Regions from separate parts of the Mus musculus genome. Here region 1 is linked to region 2. Evidence: chromatin loops called from intact Hi-C (ENCODE). Cell type or tissue: heart. All regions are shown on one strand. Each heading gives the region's core, and the rest is flanking DNA. Links, peaks and the distances in the headings are about the cores only. Region 1 overlaps Il17rd (interleukin 17 receptor D). Region 2 overlaps Slmap (sarcolemma associated protein).

The links. Hi-C counts contacts between places; a loop is a spot of excess contacts. Peaks named below come from ENCODE experiments on the same cell type or tissue, not always from the same donor. Only the 100,000 strongest peaks of a DNase experiment are listed, where the experiment ranks them.
Region 1: it touches region 2 in a loop (3-fold over the local background); 3 of 42 quality-filtered maps call a loop at or near these places.

What each region holds. Positions count from the first base shown.
Region 1 is chr14:27,090,707-27,101,241 of GRCm38, forward strand. It overlaps Il17rd (interleukin 17 receptor D), which reads left to right. Exons shown (of 13, transcript NM_134437.3): 6 at 1,083-1,127; 7 at 1,223-1,374; 8 at 2,691-2,756; 9 at 3,472-3,526; 10 at 4,070-4,180; 11 at 5,197-5,381; 12 at 8,777-9,719. Among named protein-coding and RNA genes, the nearest start is that of Il17rd, 57 kb to the left of the region's middle. In heart, for the core only: a CTCF peak has its summit at 6,290 (motif pointing left); a DNase peak (open chromatin) is centred at 6,275; H3K27ac peaks cover 541 bases.
Region 2 is chr14:26,481,818-26,492,352 of GRCm38, forward strand. It overlaps Slmap (sarcolemma associated protein), which reads right to left. Exons shown (of 23, transcript NM_001310445.1): 2 at 1,002-1,149. Among named protein-coding and RNA genes, the nearest start is that of Gm24031, 11 kb to the right of the region's middle. In heart, for the core only: a CTCF peak has its summit at 4,789 (motif pointing right); no DNase peak of the experiment used is centred there.

The DNA of each region.
Region 1 (10,535 bases), core at 1,414-9,413, 610 kb after region 2:
CTCTGTGTAGCCCTGGCTGTCCTGGAACTCACTCTGTAGACCAGGCTGGCCTCAAACTCAGAAATCCGCCTGCCTCTGCCTCCCAAGTGCTGGGATTAAAGGCCTGTGCCACCACTGCCCAACCCTTTAGTCATTCTTAATGAGGTTGTTGTCTATGCTGCCAAGTTATTTTGTAAGTCTTAGTTTCATAATTGAAACTGAGATTCATCAGGTCAGGACCATGTGGTTGTCCTATCTGGTTGCTTTCTGCATAATGGCCAGATAGAAAAACCAAAGAATGCATTTATGGAAAAAAAAAAATCCTGCCTAAAAACTAGTGTAATTTAGGATTAAAATTTCCTACTGGAATTGGTGTGTTTTGGAATGAGATGCGTGATGGGGTGTGTATTGGGAATACGCGTATTCATACACCATGTCGGTGCACCGTGGCTTTGATACCACCTCAGTTTTCTTGACATTATATGAACCCTTCCAGGAGACTGTGGCTTAGCAGTGTAGCACAGTTACTGCTTGGCCTGTCTCTTAGTGTTCCTGGGATGGAATATCGTTTCAAAGGCCTTGGCTCTGAAATACAATTTTCAGTGATGACAGACTCCTTAGGAACTGTCTGTATGCCATTCACAGGGCCCACCAAGAAGAGTTGAAATTAGAATGCCTTGAAGCTTGAAACAATGTCTCAGTGGTTATCAGACCCACAGGAGAGCCCTCCTGCTCATAGACATCCCACAATGGTGCACACTGAGTGACGGAAACAGGAATAGTTCTTTGCCTTCTGAGTGTTGAAACTGTGCAGTAGTGGACAAGCTTTAAAAGCCTTCGTGACTTTATAGAGCTTCCACTTAGATGCTGTGAAGTGCATCACATTAATATTTGTATATTGTATCTTTTAAATGGTTGTTAGCCACAATATAATTATAGTGAAAATTATGGTTGAAATGATGTAATTTGTGTCTTTACCAGAACATCAGACCCAGTATATATTTTGTTCATTTGTTATAGAAGGAAAAAAAAAACTGTCCTAAAACTAAAAATACTCTTTTTTTTTTTTTTTTTTTTTTTTTTTTTTTGGTAAAACATTATAGCCTGTGACCTGTTGTTACAACCTGACAACTTGGCCTGTAAGCCTTGTAAGTATAGCTGTCTGTCAAGTCTCAAAAGTGTTAACCCCATAATGGTGTTGGGGCAGCCTTTGGGTGCTTACTCTGGGCCCTTCTCCTCACAGTCTGGAAGCCTCGAAACCTGAATATCAGCCAGCATGGTTCTGACATGCACGTGTCCTTCGACCATGCCCCGCAGAACTTCGGCTTCCGTGGCTTCCATGTTCTCTATAAGCTCAAGCACGAAGGCCCCTTCAGGCGGAGGACTTGCAGGCAGGTGAGTGACTGTGTGTAAAGAACACATGTGTTTCAAAGTGCTACTGGATGGTGGGAGTAAGTGCGGTCGCGGTTGTTTAAGAATGCCACTGGGTCTGTCTCCAGCTGACTCACTCACCACTGTCCCTTGTCCCCGTCATCTCCACCTTAGCCGCTCTAGGGGGTGGTACAGCGCTAGAGGATCAAAAGCAATCTGTCTCATATTTTAAGCATCTGCAGGTGCTGTGTGTCAGGAAATCCCTGAACTTTCTGCTCTTCAGATCCTGACTGCTCATCAAAGAGCTTGCTTCCATTCCTCCTTTAGAGGTGGAGAACCTAGGGCTCGGGGAGGTCACGTAACTAGGAAGGAGAAAAAAAACCTCTAGCCAAGTCACTAGCAAATCAATGGCCCTGGATTTTTAATTTTGTTTGTATGTATGTGATGGATGGATGGATGCATGCATGCATTTTTTAATAAACAAAAGACCAGGGTTAAATAGAAACCTGAAAATGAGCATCATGAACAGAGTATGGCCAGAACAATGGGAAAGGCTTTGTGGATGCTTGACGCTGTGCACTCTCTACCTGTCCTGTGTGTGCTGGGTCCAGTCGTAGCCTAGTTCTTCTGTGGTCCTGCAGCTTTACCGCTGCACTTCTGGGAGCATCTGCTCAAGTTAGATATGACAGATGAGTGCAGACGAGCCCCAGCTCTTCTCTCCTTGCTTGAAACGGATTTGCATTGATTTTTATTGTGTAACTATGGTCTGCCAAAGTTCTACATGAAAGTTCCACATGTATTTCTTGTAAGATGGGTGTCTCACTACTAGGTAGCCTTGATTGGCTTGAGACTCACAAGGCAGTACAGGACCCATGATGAAGTCAGGCTGTCCTTGAACTCAGGCTTACCTCTGCTTCCTGAGTGGTAGGATTAAAGGTGTGTGCCACCATGACAGGCCCTGCTCTTTCTTAGGTAGGTGGGTGGGTGGGTGGGTGGATGGATGGATAGATAGACAAAAAGTTTGCTTCCCAACTCTTAATCACTGAGCCCTCTGCACCCCTCCTCTCACCGTTCTATTCAGCAAAGGGTATTCTAGTTAATTTATTTTCAAGTGACAAAGATGAGGCACTCCCAACTAGGCACAAGCTATGGCAAGAGTCCTGAGCCTTTTTATTCAGTGAAGGCCAAGGAACGTGTGACAGGTGAACACTGCTGTCCTCTGATCCCATCACATCCGGAAGTGAGCTTAAACCAGTGGCAGGTCTCCTTCAGCTTTGGGATGAAGAGGCCGCCACCTCTTCTACTACGTGGGCATTTGAGTTGCTCTTTGCTTTTTGTAGGACCAGAATACAGAGACAACCAGCTGCCTCCTCCAAAACGTTTCTCCAGGGGACTATATCATTGAGGTATGTGCAACTATAGACTGCCCTCTTGTTACTTCCACAGAAAGCAGCTCACATGGAGTTCTGAGTGTTTTGTTTATTGGTTTCAAGACTGAGTCCAGTGTAGTCCAGGCTAGTCTCAAATCCAAACTTCTATAGAACTAAGGATAAGTTTGAAAGGCTAACATGTCTTGCCTCTACCTCCTGGGATTACAGATGTTTACACTATGGTCTTTGCTTTTATTCAGACCCTGGGAATTTGAACTCAGGTCTTCAAGCTTCCACAATAATCCACGAAGCCATCTCCTCAGCCCCATTGTTTTTTAAAAGAATTTATTTATGTATGTGACTATGCATAGCTGTCTTCAGACACACCAGAAGAGCATATCAGATCCCATTACAGATGGTTGTGAGCCACCATGTGGTTGCTGGGAATTGAACTCAGGACCTCTGGAAGAACAGCCAGTGTTCCTAACTGATGAGCTATCTCTCCAGCCCCGACCCCTCCCCCCTTCTTTTTTTTTTAAAAAAAAGTTGATTTACATTGTTAAGCTATCACCATTATCCTCCCTTACTGGATCCCACACCAGCTGCCTGGGGAGGGAAAGATAAATGAAATCACCAGTAGTAGATAAAATGTATTGTTTTACTTCCCTCTTAGATAAAATGTATAGACAGATACAATGTAGAGATGTGCTAGCACTTACCAAACAGTAACACAGCTCTCTCTGTTTTATAGCTGGTGGATGACAGCAACACCACCAGGAAAGCTGCTCAGTATGTGGTGAAGTCAGGTAAAGCTCTTTGGCTTGGATTTGATGGCACATTCTTGAGAGCAGGCTTGTAGAATTTTCTGTGCTCCTTAATTCATGGTTTACAAAACACCAGTCGCTCACCTCTTCTCCCTTAAACAATTGTTCATCAAGGACGCTTCCTTTTATGTTGTTGATGCCTGGAAGGTCAAAGCTGGCATTGCATCTGCCACGGATACTAGGCAATTATCCTTACAAGACAAGTAGGGGGAGGGGCCTTTCCTTCACAGGGTTTGTAGCATATTTGGAGCTATTAGCATATTTGGAGCTATTAGCATATTTGGAGTGGTTAGCATATTCAGAGCGATTAGCATATTCAGAGCTATTAGATTATTTTCGACAACACTTTACAAAGGAATTGTTGAATCCTTTTATAATCTAGGCAGCAGAGATAGAGTAAGGTAGTTGGGGACCCTGGGACCTGTTAGTCAGCTTTTGTTTTAAAAAAATGAGGGGGGCTTCCCCCCCTTTTCTGAACCTATTCTGCTGCTTGAGTTAAAAGACTTTCTCTTTGAAATCTCCCAGTGCAGTCTCCCTGGGCTGGACCCATCAGAGCTGTGGCCATCACTGTGCCTCTGGTTGTCATATCTGCGTTCGCAACCCTGTTCACTGTGATGTGCAGAAAGAAGCAACAAGGTATCTGTCTATGCTGTGCCCACTGTTCTCCATCCTCTAGTTTGCAGCAGGCCAAGGGTGGGTACCGACAAAGACAGGGCCTGGGGAGTCCTGCTTTCCTCAGGAGGGGCCTGGGACCCCCTCACACCTCCTTGCTAGTTCCTTGCCTACTGAAGTTCCCAGAATTTAAATGTTTGGCTGTTAATCTCTAGGACCTGGCAATGTCCAGGTATAATCCAGTTTTCAAACTCAGGGAGTCTGAAAAATGAGAACAGTCGTTTGGCGAGTGGCCATCATTGAGAAGTTCTGTCTTTCACCTAGAAAACTGTAGATCTGGATGGAGTTACCCAGATGACTCCAAGGATAAAAGTAATGAAGATGTTAACTTAAGATTTGTGTGCTTTCGGCTGAGCTTGCTATCCCAGTTGGTGGGAGGCTGAGGCAGGAGGATCCAATTCAGGAACTGGAGGCTAGTCTGAGTAATACAGTGAGACCCTTTGTCCAGAAATAATAAATAGATAGATAGATAAATAGGTGAAAAGCCATTTTTGTTGTTGGTTTGGTTTTCTTTACCTTTGTAAATTATACTTTAAAAAGTTTTTCTCCCTCCCTCAGCTTATCTGGCTGCCAGAGCCAGCTCTGGGCCCTTCACTTCACTGGCGGCCATAGGGGCGGATGCTGCGTTTGTTTCTTGGCATGTCCAGGGGCAGTTTCAGGTTAATACAGTGTTTTCACTTTCTGGTACAGTACTACAGAAACCGTGCATGCAGCTTGAGGCTGGAGTCACAGACCCGAGACTCCCAGGTGGAGATGTCAGCTGCTCCTTTTGGTAAATTTACTTTTGAGACTTGGATCTCACGTAGCTCAGGCTGGCCTCCATCTTGCCAAGTAGTTGCTGATGACCGTGACCTTCTGACCTTTCTGTGTCCCCTGTCCCAAGTGCTAGGATTTCAGCCGTGAGACACTGAGCCCTGGGTCATACGGAAAAGACAAAGCTTTGTTTATAGGTGTCAACCTTATGTTCTTTCCCAATTTAGAAAATATATATTCACATTTAGATGAAGAAAGCCCGGAGTCGTCCACATACGCTGCGGCTCTCCCCAGAGACAGGCTCCGGCCTCAGCCCAAGGTCTTCCTCTGCTACTCCAATAAAGATGGCCAGAATCACATGAACGTGGTCCAGTGTTTCGCCTATTTCCTGCAAGATTTCTGTGGCTGTGAGGTACGGAATCTGTTTGTTCTCTTACCCTGGGCAGGATGTGTACGCCGTCTTTCTCTTCCGTGTCATCTCTCCATTGCTGTCCTGGGAACCTACTTACCTAGAATCTTACTTTCCAAACCAGAGTCTGTCTTGAATTTGTCTTGTCTCTTACCAGCAGCAAAGGCTTCGCATGACACACTTATACTTGAAAGCTTTGAGCGCCTCCCACGCGATAGGATGTTCTGTGAGTGCCCTGTCATGGAACACGTGACCAGAGTGTGAGACTGTCTCAGTGGGACGTCAGGGAGAGGACACAATGAAGACAGCTTTTAGGAGTCTAGGCAGTTCCCTGAGGGAGGTTGGCTGGGATTGGGAATAGAGGCTAGGACTGCCCCTGGAAGAGATCTTGGGCACTGGGAGGAGTGTGTAACAGAGGTCTGAGGTCGATTGGTAGGAAGTCATAGAAACCAGTGAGAAGGCCTTAGCTAGAGAGAACCAGGAAGTAGGAGAGAGCGCCAGAGTTTACAGAATGTTTGGATGTCTACGCTGCTTTCTCAGCTTCCCCCTTTCCTCCTCTTCCTCCTCCTTCCTCTCTTCCTACTCTTCTTCTTCCTCCTCCTCCTTCTTTTTTTCCTTACTCTGTAGCTCTGGATATCCTAGAATTCAATTTGTAGACCAGGCTGGCCTCATAGAGATCCACTGCCTCTGCCTCCTAAGTGCTGGGATTAAAGGAGTGGGCCCCTGTGCCCAGCTTTCTTAGGTCTTCTTGAGTTAGCTATTATGTAGCTTTTCCATAAACAATGACACTTAGTCTTTACAGCGGGCTCTTAAGCTGTTGTGAAGGCATGCCCTGTTTGCCACAATTGCAAGTTATCATGTGATGTTTTTTAGTCCATTTGGCCCATTCCTTGGGTGAGACTGCCCTCTGGTGTTAATAAGCTGTATTTAAAGGCTGGTGGGATTGCCTCCTGCTGGGAAAGCGTTGAGTTCAGCAGCTGAATGGCTGCTGCAAACCCCTGCAGACTGCAGCTGTCCGGACAGCACAGGCAGAGGTGGTAGATCCCTGCCCTGTTCTTTTAGACTGCACATAGTTTTTGCTTTAAATAGCTACATCATCTATAATAGTGACTTGCTGTAGCTGCGTTAGCCCAGCTTGTAAAGCGTCTCTGTTTATCATTTCTGATGATTTCTCAAGGATAAACGCCTCACAATGGAATTGCTCAGTCAAAGATTGGAATATTCTTTTTTTTTTAAAGATTCATTTATTTATTATATGTAAGTACACTGTAGCTGTCTTCAGACAATCCAGAAGAGGGAGTCAGATTTTGTTACAGATGGTTGTGAGCTACCATGTGGTTGCTGGGATTTGAACTCTGAACCTTCGGAAGAGCAGTCGGGTGCTCTTACCCACTGAGCCATCTCACCAGCCCAGATTGGAATATTCTTAAAAGTGCTTATGTTTTATTTATTAAGATGAAATCAGCTAGTACAGGGGATTTTTTTGTTTGTTTGTTTTGTTTTGTTTTTACAGATTTGTAAAACATTCCACATATGATTTAACAAACTACACAGGTCAAAAGATTAGTAGACACACTATTTTTGTGTGGTATAGAATCCTAGGGGCCACATATTTTAAGCTACCAGTTAGCTTGAATGTACATAATGAATGGATAGTGTGGAGTTTTTACCTACACTGCTCTGTGCCCCCCGGTGGGTCGCATGCTTCCAGGAACTCTTTGATCCAAGAATGAAAGATACACACACACACACACACACACACATACACACACACACACTAGTTAACTTTGCTAGCTCAAAGGCTAGGCAGTTCTAGTCCTCTGCCTGATTATCATAGATTTCCCTCCAGTACTCCTGAGTCAATGTCCTTTAAATCTATGATCTATTTTTGCTGCCCTTTTCTTTCTGGGTGGCCCCCTAGTATTTGCTGCCCAGGGTGCTTCTGGGCAGCCCTTCTGTGGGCCGCATTCCTTCTCACCTACATTCCAGATGATTTTCCTTCTGCAGCTCTAAGTCTGATCCATCTCCCTCTGAATCCTGGCGATTCTCCTCTTTCTCCCTCGCCCTCACCCTAGCCCACACAAATCTGAGGGTCCCACTCCATTTCCCTTTACCCAGCCATTGGCCGCTGGCATCTTTATTGATCTATTAAAAAACAATTGGAGACAAGGACCTTTAGCATTTGGACACATAGATTTCCCATTAAATCAAAGCATTAGAACCAATCCCCAACAATAATGTTAGGATGCATTAAAGTATGAGATGAGTCAGTCAGTATTCCTTTTTTTTTTTTAAAGAAAATATTTATTTATTTATTTATTATATGTAAGTACACTGTAGCTGTCTTCAGACACTCCAGAAGATGGCATCAGATTTCATTACAGATGGTTGTGAGCCATCATGTGGTTGCTGGGATTTGAACTCAGGACCTTTGGAAGAGCAGTTGGCTCTCTTAACCCATGAGCCATCTCACCAGCCCCGAGTCAGTATTCTTTTCAGCAGATAGATAAGCATTGGAGCTTTCTTCTCTTGGGTACTTTTTTAGAAAAGAAGAATTTAATCCTTCCAGAGTAGCTCTCCGCTGTATAATCTGTGTTTAGCTCTTAGGGGTTATTTTTTTAACTACAGGAGAAATGGTACCAATACAGCTGCCACGGAATGCTACTTACAGTATCCTGCAGGAGAAGCAGTACTCGTACAGTTACTACTTACAGTATCAGATGAAAGCAGTTTGAAAGGGTAAAAATCCTTTGAGGGCATCAGACATACTTGGATTTCTTTGCTGTATCAGGGATCCCACTATTCTTTCCAACCCTCTTATCCCCAAACCCCTTGGTTCACAGGCCTTGTAGAGTTATGACATTGTAGATCTCATGGAACCAAGAGAGAGGTGCAGCCCAGACAGGGTTAACCAGGAAAGCTATACTATAGCAGCAGAACAGCGGGCTAACCCTGGGTCTCTGAACACAGCCAAAGAGGTCCTCTTTCTCAGTCACGTTCTGCATGTGAGTCACCCGTCACTGTAGATGGCTCTGGCCAGGCCTAAGCTCCATATCCCAGTGCACTATGGGGTCACGATCCACTTTCTCTCCTCAGCCACTTAGACTTGTATCCAGGATCTTTCTGCTCCTTGTATCCGGCAGTCTCACTTATCACATGGACCAATCACAGTTCCTTCCCATCATACCATCAGACATCTTCAAGGTGTCTTAGACAAGCTGCTGAAAATCCTGGCTTCTGTCTCCTCACTTGTAGGGCCACAGTGCTAATGGCCCCCTGTGTTATCAAAATGATGCCATGGGTGACAAGCAATTTCAGGAAGTCTGGTGTGTGGATGCAGTTGTTGACCATAGAGTGCTGGCGTAAATGAATACTGAAGTGACCTGTGCTCTTTCCAGGTGGCTCTGGACTTGTGGGAAGATTTCAGCCTCTGCAGAGAGGGGCAGAGAGAATGGGCCATTCAGAAGATCCACGAGTCCCAGTTCATCATTGTCGTGTGCTCCAAAGGCATGAAGTACTTTGTAGATAAGAAGAACTTCAGACACAAAGGAGGCAGCCGCGGCGAGGCGCAAGGCGAGTTCTTCCTGGTGGCCGTGGCAGCCATTGCTGAGAAGCTCCGTCAGGCCAAGCAGAGCTCATCTGCCGCACTGCGCAAGTTCATCGCCGTCTACTTCGATTATTCCTGTGAAGGGGATGTACCCTGCAGCCTGGACCTGAGCACCAAGTACAAGCTCATGGACCACCTTCCTGAGCTCTGTGCCCATCTGCACTCAGGAGAGCAGGAGGTGCTGGGTCAGCACCCAGGCCACAGCAGCAGAAGGAACTACTTCCGGAGCAAATCGGGCCGCTCCCTGTATGTTGCCATTTGCAACATGCACCAGTTTATTGATGAGGAGCCTGACTGGTTTGAGAAGCAGTTTATACCCTTCCAACATCCCCCTGTGCGTTACCAGGAGCCAGTCCTGGAGAAATTTGACTCAGGCTTGGTTTTAAATGATGTCATAAGCAAACCAGGGCCAGAGAGTGACTTCTGTCGGAAAGTCGAGGCTTGTGTACTTGGGGCCGCTGGGCCAGCCGACTCTTATTCATACCTGGAGAGTCAGCATGTAGGCCTGGACCAAGACACTGAGGCCCAGCCCTCCTGTGATAGTGCCCCTGCCTTGCAGCCCCTGTTACACGCAGTGAAAGCTGGCAGTCCCTCAGAGATGCCACGGGACTCAGGCATATATGATTCTTCTGTACCCTCATCAGAGCTCTCTCTGCCTCTGATGGAGGGACTCTCTCCGGATCAGATAGAAACATCTTCTCTGACCGAGAGTGTATCTTCCTCCTCTGGCCTAGGTAAGATGTCTTAGGACTGGACCCTTATTTAATCTGTCTGTCTGCTCTTCTATCTATCATCTATTGTGTTGTTGTAGTTGTGGGTTTGTTTGCTTGTTTTTTGAGACAAATAGACAGATGTAATATGAATTCCAGTAACAGGAATAGTGAACTGCAGAAATGGTTGTTCTGGTAATTATGGCGAGCCGCTCAAACCCTTCCACCAGCGTTATATATGCTGTTGGGTGTGGAATCGCCTTTTAAAAAATTAATGTTTATTTTCTGTGTGTGTACACACATGGGAATAGGGGCTGGGTGTGGCACGTGCAGGCACATGCAGATAGAAGGATACCTTTTGGGAGTAGAGCCCCTCCCACCATGGGGTCTCGAGGGTTAAGCTCCAGTTGTCAGTAGGGTTGGCAGTCTCCTAACTCTGAAAAGATTGGAATACTAAATGCATGTGTTGGATAAGGGTCTGTGGGATTGTGCCCTTCTGGGAGCTGAAGTGTTTGCTGCCTTTTATCTTTCCACCGCCTTTGAAGCCCAGATGTCTATTAAACCGTATGTTCATGAACACTGTATTCTTCTCAGTGCTAGCTTCACACAGTGCTCCGGGAAGGAGGGCTCTTCCCCAGAGAGCCTCAGGAATCCACCACACCTATAAGTTCTTGGAGTCACACATGTAAAACTTTGGCTCTAACGGAGGGATCTCTCTTCCTCTGGTAAGAGGTTGAGAGTATTACTCTGAGCTGGTTCCGATGCCTGCCTCATTTGTGCAACACACAAGAGCGAATCCCAGCCATGTGGTGGCACTGGGGGTCTGGGTCAGTAAAGTGT
Region 2 (10,535 bases), core at 924-8,923:
AGAGCAATTGATTATTTAGCTAGAGAATTTCCAGTCTCAGGGACTGTAGCACAAGAAACCTTATACTTGCATTTAGCCTAAGGAGATAAATCATAATTGATCTATATCAAGCACAAATCTCCTTGTTCTCTTTGGTCATTTATTGGATATCTTTGGTACTGCATATAGCCATGTGTATGATCTATTCATGAGGCTGGTAACACATGGAGAAATAAAAGCTTGGGTCACTTTCCACACAGAAAAGGAGCATAGGAGAGCATTGTACCCCACACTGTTTTCATGGAGTACTGGTATGAGTGCTGGTATGGCACCTGGGTTTGCAGTCATCACCCTGACTGTGAGCAAGAGCATGCTAACACCTTAACAGCATGTTAAAGACAGAAAAAAAAAAAAATGGACAGTGAGGACCTTAAAGCTAGAATTACTTATTTTTAGGATAACACATTTGACAATCATTGCATTATTTTTATTTTTTTAGTTAGGATACAAAATAATAAGTTTTACTCTATCTCTTTTATACATATACATGTGTGTGAGCACAAGTATATCAATTGCTTCACTTAGAGCATATCTGCCCATTACCCATCCTATAGCCCTCTAGATAATTTCCCTTCTGCTCGCATGACTGAGTTCCATTATATCATTAAGTCAACCAACCAAACTGTGCCCAGCCTGCTTACTAAATCTCACTAAGTCTTGCTACTGATAATAAACACCACCCCACGCTGTAAGTTCATCTTAACTGGGTGGGATGGCACTGCAGCCAAGCGCTTCCTGACACTATAGCTCCCTATAATTTTATAACATGACAAAGAATATTCACTACTAATATTTTATAATTTATAAATTTTAAAAAAGCAAAACGGAAGTGAGTAAAACTTTAAATTTTTTGCTTCATGTGTCCTTAAGTAGCGTTTTCAAGAGAGTAATGTTTTATAGCACTACAAAGAACGCTAAATCCTATGCAGATAAGCGACAGGAAGGACCAATCATACTCATACCTTTCCGGGTATTCTCCGTCACATCCACCCCAAACTGGATGATGTCACCAGAAAGAATTTCGCATGGCGGACTTTCTTCAGAGCCTCGACTCAATCTCTGGCTATTTATAAAGGTACCATTACTACTTTTAGTGTCTTGGAGATAGAACTGAAAGGAAAATGAAAAGCAAATGGTTAGAGGTAATCGTCTCAAAACTTTTAAAGAAGGACTGTCTGTCACTTTGCAAACTACTTCACGTAGACGTTTCCCCTATCAACTGAAACCACTCATTTCAGTTAGTATTCAATATATATAAACAAAACCTTAAAACAAGATACCTTAAAAGAGAACTGAACATATGGTAGAGCCAAGCAGATTGTGTTACCATGTCTTCAAAGTGTTAAACATAGTTAGACTACAACCCAACAGTTCCAAAATTCCTTGTATTTATCCAGAATAGTAGAAAACACGTCTTCACAAAACAGTCATAATAGCATTGTTCATAAAAAATAAAAAACAGAAACAATGGAAACGTCTATCAACTGGCTCCACTACAAATGCAGCGTATCTCGTATATGACAGCACAAAAGAATTAAGTACTGAGCCGGGCGGTGGTGGCACACACCTTTAATTAATCCCAGCACTTGGGAGGCAGAGGCAGTCGGATTTCTGAGTTCAAGGCCAGCCTGGTCTACAAAGTGAGCTCCAGGACAGCCAGGGCTACACAGAGAAACCCTGTCTCAAAAAACCAAAAAAAAAAAAAAAAAAAAAAAAAAAAGAATCAAGTACTGACACATGGACACCGTCACATGATGAGCCTACATTGCATGAGAACTCAATGCAAAGAAGATAGCTAGGGACAAGAGTGACAGCACATGCCAGCATTCAGGGGGCTGAGGCAGGAGGATTATGAGATCAAGGACAGAAGAAGAAGAGCCTGTCTCAGAAGAAAAGGGAATAGAGAAATGAGGACTGGTGGCAGCTCAGGACAGAGTGCTTGTAGGCACACACAAGGTCCTGGATTCAATGTCCAGCAGGACAGTACAGAAGGTGGCAAGGGAGAACCAGCTGCAGAGATCACCACAAGTCTCCAAAGAGCATACATTGTATTAGGTCATTTTCCCCAAACATACCAAATGTGTAAATACATAAAAACACAAGTACATCAATGATTACAGGGAACTAAGGTAGCAGAGTGACTGATTGATAGTTTCTTTTAGAAATAGTGAAAAAATATGGTTGTACAATACCATGTATGCACTAAAAGCTACTAAGCTAAACACTTTAAAAGGTGAATTTTAATTCTGAAATAGTAGACCATATCTGTAACCCAGCACTCAAGAGTCTGAATTTGATACCAGTCTGAACAATACCAGCGTGATAGTGCCATGCCAGCCTAAGTAATATAATGAAACCTAACCGCAAGAGTAAAATGAAAACATCTCCAATACAGACTAATAGATTCATATATAAATAAGAAATGTGATGGTTAAACAAGTTAAATTATCTTTCCAAAGACCACAGAGGTAACACACACAGACAAGGACTCAGTAAGATCAGAAGAATATAACTTTCATGTTTCATTATCCTTCATTCATCTCTCAAGCACTCTTCAAAATTAATCACATCAATAATTTGCTAAAAATGACAGTTCATTTCATTTATTCCCAGGTAACAATTTAAAGGCTACTATACTATCTGTAAATGATTTATTGTTTAAAATTTCAACACAAAACAACTGCTGACTTTGTCTAGCAATTCATACATTTAATTACAGGTCATTAAATTCTGTTGATATTTTACAAATCTATCCAAAATTTACATCCCTTAACACCAGAAAGACAAGAACAGGCAGCCCTATCAGGAAAGAACAGTTATTCACAAAACCTCTTTTAGCATTAGAACTTATTGTATAAAGAAATGGAGGGGAATACTTTTAATATATCATTAGGAAATGTAACAACAAATGGATTCTGGTTTAACTTTTTAGTATTTATGCCTGGAAATGACATACATAGCTAGTACAAACTTACAGTCACTTCAAACTTCTAATAATGACCTGCTCACCAGCTAAGTGAATTCACAGGATTAAATTCCTATCTTTTTAATACTCTACATTAGTTTTATTTACATATGGTTGGGTGTTTTGCCAGCGTGTCTATTCCTGCACCATGTGCATGCTGGATGCCCAGAGGCCAGAGAGGGTGTGCAATCCCTGGAACTTCGGATGCCTGTGAACTACCACATGAGTGTTGAGAATCAGTTCCGAGTCCCTGGCAAAGATGCTCTGAACCATTGCTCCAGCCCTGTTGTTGTTCTTGTTTTAATATGCAAAGTAAAAGAAAAAAATAAAAGTTCATGGAACAAGGTTCAGTACTATTTATTTTTTAAAACTTTGTTGAAAAGCAAATAAAAGTCTATAACATAGATTATGGACCAACAGCTTATTTGTACATTCTACATATAATTAAAAATAGCAGCCTTTTAAATAAAAAATAATAAATCAGTATTAATGCATGTTCTTTTTAAAATCGACCATGCTATCTTTGGTCTCCACTTAGCTGGTCCATGTTATTTATATTACTTGCTCATTTTTTTGTTTGTTTCTAGTCTAATGGCTTCCAAATACCTTAGAAATATAAGGCAGTTTCTGCTGTAGCCTAGAGCAGCAGTCCTGTGTGACTGTTTCCTCTCTCATGTCTCCCCATGGCACACTAGTGCCCACTCCTAGCTCTGCATATGTACATATGCACAGACTGACTCCTTAAAGCGGTATCTGTAACAACAGACTGATGCTCTGAAAATTTTTCAATGTTGAAAGGCTTTGCAAATATCCAAATAATCAGAAAGAGCTGATGCTCCCAACAAAACAAAAGCATGGTTGGGCGGGGGGAGAAGGAGGGGGGAGAGAAGGAGGGAAGGAGAGAGAGAGAGAGAGAGAGAGAGAGAGAGAGAGAGAGATCACATATATAACAGATAACAACAAATTCTAACTCCATATTGAAGATGTTGGTTCATTTAGTCCTCAAGACAAGCTCGCACATGCCCCAGGTTGGCCGCAGACTTGCTCCAAGCAGAGGGTGAGCTTGAACTTCTGACACGCATCACTCCCAAGTGCTTAGTAAAGTAGTGCGGAGACAAGCTTGGCAAGCACTCCACAAACAGCGACAGCCTTAGCACTATATGGGGGAGTTTTCTAAGTGTGGTTACAAAATGAGTTCTGTATGGACTGCAGGTAATGCACGCACGCATGTGTGCACACACACACACACACACATTTTAAATCTATCTCAACTGTCACATAAAACTGAACAGAGTGACTAAGACAAAAAGCCAAAATCCAGACCCCCACAGACAGCATTTATAGGACAAGTAGATAGTGAGATATCCACATGAGCCTCAAAACAAAAACAGAGAAAACCACTGCATGACCATATACAGGGTGACCAGACCTGAGAATCACAAAATGGCTACCAGGGGACAGTTTGGAGGACAGCAAGAGAAGTTGAAAATAGAAACATCTAGCTCAATCCAATAACCATATATACTTGGTTCCTAGTTGAACCCAGAGCCTTTCTCAGTGAAAAATTAGGCTCTACCACTATGGTAAACAAGGTCTCCCTATGGAAATTCTTAAAACAAACCAGCCAACCAAAGCTGCCTTCCAAGACACAGCTTCTCATAATGGAAAGAAAGCAGCTGGAAATGGAGTCAGAAGTGCCAACAGGGATGGCAAAAGAAAAGATCCATAAAAAGTGGAGAAGGAAAAATAAACTCATGTAGTTTTAGAACGTTTCACAAAAAACAACACAAGAGGGCGCTCTGTGAACTTGGAAACAAACTAAGGAACTTAAGGAAAAATAACTGAAGACACAAGATAGCGAGCACAGGGGTGGGGAGACCTCAGAAAAGGTCGGAGGAGGTAAAAAAATAAATAGAAAGGGTTCTACAAGAAAAGTTGGTGTCATTAAGTACAATAAACAGTGCCTAAAGAGAAATGAAAAGCAATATGGAAGCAATTGTTATAAAACCGCAGAGAAATTATCAAAGGCAGACCGCCAGGGCACCAGGGTAGTGGCTCCTCTCAGCGTCCGTCCACACAGAGACACTTTAAAAAAAGGAAAGAAATCAATAACACCTCCAGAGCCAGCCTTGCTAGAACTCAAGGAAATATGCAAACACTTAGAGCAGTGCACAAACATTCATTCAAGAACAAAGTAATATAAGTGAGCTGGTGCCAGCCACTGCATGTTTTCTCCCCAACAGGAACTCTAGGCCTTTATACTTGTGTGTGTGTGTGGGGGGGGGGGGGGGGTGAGGGAGAGAGAGAGGTCTAAACAGAGAAGAGGAAATAATGGGAAGAAAAATACTCCATGTTCCCTTTCATGCAGAACCTAGATTTTATTAGAGGAAGGAAAGGGGAAGGGGAAGGGGAAGGGGAAGGGGAAGGGGAAGGGGAAGCGGAAGCGGAAGGGGAAGCGGAAGGGGAAGGGGGAGGGTAAGGGAAAGGGAAAGGGGAAGGGGAAGGGAAAGGGAAAGGGAAAGGGAAAGGGAAAGGGAAAGGGAAAGGGAAAGGGAAAGGGAAAGGGAAAGGGAAAGGGAAAGGGAAAGGGAAAGGGAAAGGAAAGGAAAGGGGTTCTGAAAATCAGTAAGAAAACGAATGGTATCACTCACCCTTGGTCTGCCTACCCTCCAGAACAGCAGAAATCTGGACAGCACCAGTATGCATTCCCAGAATGGAACCTTGCTTGGTACCTGACTCCGGAGGGAGCAGATCAGACCGTAATCACAGATTACTGTGTATTTTAACCTCTCCGAAAGTGACATGAAGGACTAATGCAGAACTCACCTAAGTTAGAAAAGTAACTAACTTTTACTGTTTAAAAAGTGTGATTTGCCTATCACAAGCAGTGCCACGTAAGAAAAGTAATCAATGCTACATGCCACCTCAGAAGACATAAGTCAGCCAACGTTATGCACTAATAGAAAGGGAGAACCTCACAGCCGTCTCAATCTACGCAGAAAAGGCATTTGAAGGAGCACAGCACCTCTGCTTGTAAACACTCAGAGGAGGGTGGAATCAGCAGGCAGCTTCCTAACACAAAAACTCAACAACGAACCTTCAGACACAGAACAGCAACCTAACGTCAGGGTAAAACTGCAGATTAAAGCCATTTGTGTGCGACTTGGTGTCCGAAGAGAGCCAGTATAATAAAAGCAAACACTATCACAATGAAGGAAAGAGCAATGGGAAATAGTAAAGAGAGACAGCTGAAAGGAGCTGAGAAACTGAGATGTGGAGACACAAAGAACAAGGGGTGTGCCAGTGGGGGTGGGGGTGCACACGGGCCTCAAGGGTGCGGCAGACAGCCCTGGTGAGGCAGAAGACAGTGATCCTCCCAAAGAACAAGCCTACAGCCCTCACAGCCCCAGGTCCAGGGTTTGGGGCACTTCAGAGCTGCCCAATTGTGTCCCTGGCTGTGTCTCTCCGGGGCTGCTTGGCCTGTGCCACCTTGAGAGAATCCATTCTCTAAAGCTGAGTTACCCTGGATGGCCTGAGAAGTACCAAGCATAAAGAGCAGGGTTGAAGTCAACCTCACAGCCCCAGGGTAAGACAAACAGCAGTGTCAGAGTGCAGGCTGGGCCTTCAGGCAACAGGAGGCTCCGCTCAGGCAGTGATCAGACAGGGTGAAGTGATCCGTCACAGATGGTTAGGGGCTGACCTTAATCATCTTCCATGCCTCCAATCGCTGCCTGGAGCCAGGGACTCAACTTCTGGAACCACCCACCTGCCAAGAGGCTCATTGCTATAGAGCACAAGTTCTTAAACTGTGAGTTGTGATCCCCATGGCAACAGTTAAGGCTTTCTGAAAGTGCAACAACCAAAAATTAACTTTGAAAAACAACTATGAATGAATCTGGAGTATTTCTGGCAGCACGTGCTCCCACAGCACATGACTTCATGGCAGTCCTGGTTCTTTGTGCTGACATGCCATCACAACATGCAAAGCGATTATACCCTGCTGGGAACACTTGGCTTGTGCTCAGGACCAGTGTAGGAGCTTCACATACAAATAGCTCGCCCTCAGCTGGGCAGTGGTGGCGCACGCCTTTAATCCCAGCACTTTGGGAGGCAGAGGCAGGTGGATTTCTGAGTTCGAGGCCAGCCTGGTCTACAGAGTGAGTTCCAGGACAGCCAGGGCTATACAGAGAAACCCTGTCTTGAAAAAAACAAAAACAAACAAAAACCCAAATAGCTCGCCCTCATAGAAACACAATTGTTTAATTACAGAAAACAAAGACCTTTAAGTATTTTACTACTGCTATTTCTTAACATGGAAGCATCAAATTTGGATATCTCTGGAGTATATTAGGTTAAAAAGTTTGATTTTAAAAGCCTTTGTTTGTACTTCTGATTTCAAATTCACAAAAATATGTTATTTTGCCTTGGGAGTAGGACAAAACTTTCTGAATGATTTATGAAATAACCTCAAACATATTTCTGCCATTTTGTCCTATATATTTATAAGTGGTATTCTATTCATGATTATAAAATCAAAATACCGAACCATTCTGTAAAAAAATCTTGAAGATTTTGTAAGTGTTATCAAATGTTCAGACATAATACATAAAAATAAACAACCATAGCTGTGCTATTATATAATTCTGCTTTCAACCAATAAATATCAAAATTATATATATCTATATTATATATATCACAGACTTATTTTAAATTATTTTTATTATTTATTCCAAGTAAATGTTTGATTTACATATTGATTCTAGATGCTTACATACCCATAGTCACATACAAATTTCTCAAGTGACAAAGAATCGGGTGTGGAAAAACTGTAAGAAGCAGACATTAAACACTCTGCAACTACAGTGGGCCACTGTACATCCACAGGCTTCCTCAAACAGAACCTGGTCACAGTTAACATTACAGTCTGGGGGCTGTCGAGAGTTCTAGTTTAGATCTTAGATCCCCAGGCAGTTTATGCTTCAGGAAGGGGTTGTGCCCCCAGTGCACTGGGAGTCACTGAGCTTTAAGAGATTTAATTATTGTACTGTTGAGACGACCTCACCAGATAGCTTTAGCTGGCCTCAAGTTCACTTAGGTCCAACTGCCTGTGCTTCCCAAATGCTGGAATCAAAAGCACAGCCACTACACCCAACACTATTTAACAGATGGGTTCTTTTAAGATTTGTTTTTATTTTTCATAATAATTTTTATGTTTTAATTGGTAATATATTTACATCATTTCACCCTTCCCCTACCTCCTTCCCCCTTGCTTTCTAATTTATGGCTTTTTTCTTTAATTGGTGGCAGTGGTGGTGGTATGTGTGTATTAATTAGCATATAAATACAACATGTTCTATCCATATAATATTACTTGTATGTATATGATTTCAGAGGTGACCACTTGGGTACTGGATCACCAAACTGCATCTCTTCTTTAAGGAAGATTATTTCTCCTGCTTTTAGTACTCCTTAGTTGCCTATAGTTTCTTGTCTATAGTTGAGGTTCCTTGAGCTCTCCCCTTCCATGTTAGCATGTCTAGTGGTATCATTGTTGTTCAGGTTTTGTTTGGGCAGCCACTATGAGACCTATGTACCAGAACAATGGTCAGCATGGCATGATAACCCTAAAAGTTGCTGCAAGAGAAGTATACCACTTGGTGGTATCCAACAGCTCTCTAAATGCACTTAAGAACTGCTCAATGAGGCTGGAGAGATGGCTCAGTGGTTAAGAGCACTGACTGCTCTTCTAGAGGTCCTGAGTTCAATTCCCAGCAACCACATGATGGCTCACAACCATCTGTAATGGGATCTTTTGCCCTCTTCTGGTGTGTCTGAAGACAGCAACAGTGTATTCATAAGCATTAAATAAATAAATAAATCTTTTTAAAATTGTTTAAATAAAGAAAGAAAGAAATGCCGACCTGCTCGACAAGAAGGAAACCCTGGCAGATACTAGAAACCTAGCTAACTACCAAGGCAGGGATAGTCAAGTGGATCTTGGGAGAGAACCTACAATTACCACTTCACTAAATCAGCCTAATCCCCAACAAAACTCTAAATATTTATCCTTATAACCATAAGTGTAGTTTATGAACCTCATCAAAAAAAATTCTCTTTGTAACAGACAGAGACCATTCCAGAAAACCTCAAGTACAGAGAACAAGAGATCATGTGGTGCCCAGATCCAACTGATACATCTATAATACAATTCTTCCACTCAAGGCTCAGTGATCATAGTAGAAGAGAGGGTGTAACGACTATAAAAACCAGGCGAACCTTCAGTTAACTGTGAGAATGTATCTCCTAGAACTATCAGAGCAGCTATACCCACGAAGCTCTTTAGCAGACTGTCAAAGCACAGTAACAAGTCCTCAAGTGCTGCTCTTGCTCCCTCCCCAGACTTCCAGTGCACTGGGGGCACAACCCATTCCTGAAGCATAAACTGACTGGGGATCTAAACTAGAACTCTTGACAACCCACAGACTGTAATGTTAACTGTGACCAGCAGAGGCCACTGGTATACAACGAACCAAAGGTGAAATGGTGAAGGCAGCACTGGCAGACCACAGTTTGGAGCCTGAGCAAGTCCACATAGAGCCAGCAGGGAAGGCACCAGCCAGGCAGACTAGTTAACCAGTGAGCTCCTGGTTCAGTGAAAGACCCCATCTTAAAGAACAAAAGTTGAGTGAGGATAACTTAGTGAATATATAGGTGCTTGCCACCAATCCTGAAGGTCTATTCCCAGGCCTACATGGTAGGAACCAACTCCAACAAACTGTCCTCTGGCCTCCATATGTATCTCACAGCTTCTATCTACACAAACACACATACACACACACACACACACACACACCCACACACACACATACACACACACTGAGAGAGAGAGAGAGAGAATAAAGTGCAATTTAAAAATCATTTTTAGATTTTTATGTGTACATCACATGGGTATTTAGTGCCCAATAAGTCAAAAGAAGATATCAGATCCCCTGAAACTGGAGTTATGACAGTTGTGAACCTGATCCTCTGAAAAAGCAACAAGTGCTCTAAATTGGTGAGCCATCTCTCTAATCCTCACGTTTAAAAAAGAAAATTAAAGAAATAAAACTAAATAAAAGTAGAGAAAGATACAGGAAGAGAGCCAACATTGAACTGACTTCTGGACATATGCTATGGCATAGCCAAACATTCATACATCATGCACACATACAATAATAAATAAATGGGATGCGTGATAAAGGAAGGCAATGCACACACACATGCATCTCTCTCTCACACACACACACACACGTATGCATCACACACACATACATATATACACATGCATCTCTCTCACACACACACATGCATCTCTCACACACATGCATCTCACACACTCATACACATTTACTTACTTATGTAAGACTAATAATCCCCCTAACCAAACTGATAAAAGAGAAAACTAACAAAATTAAAGATGAAAAGAGGGATGAAATCTACAAACTCTACAGAGAAAGCTACGGAGGTGTTTCAGTCACTAACACGCCTGCCA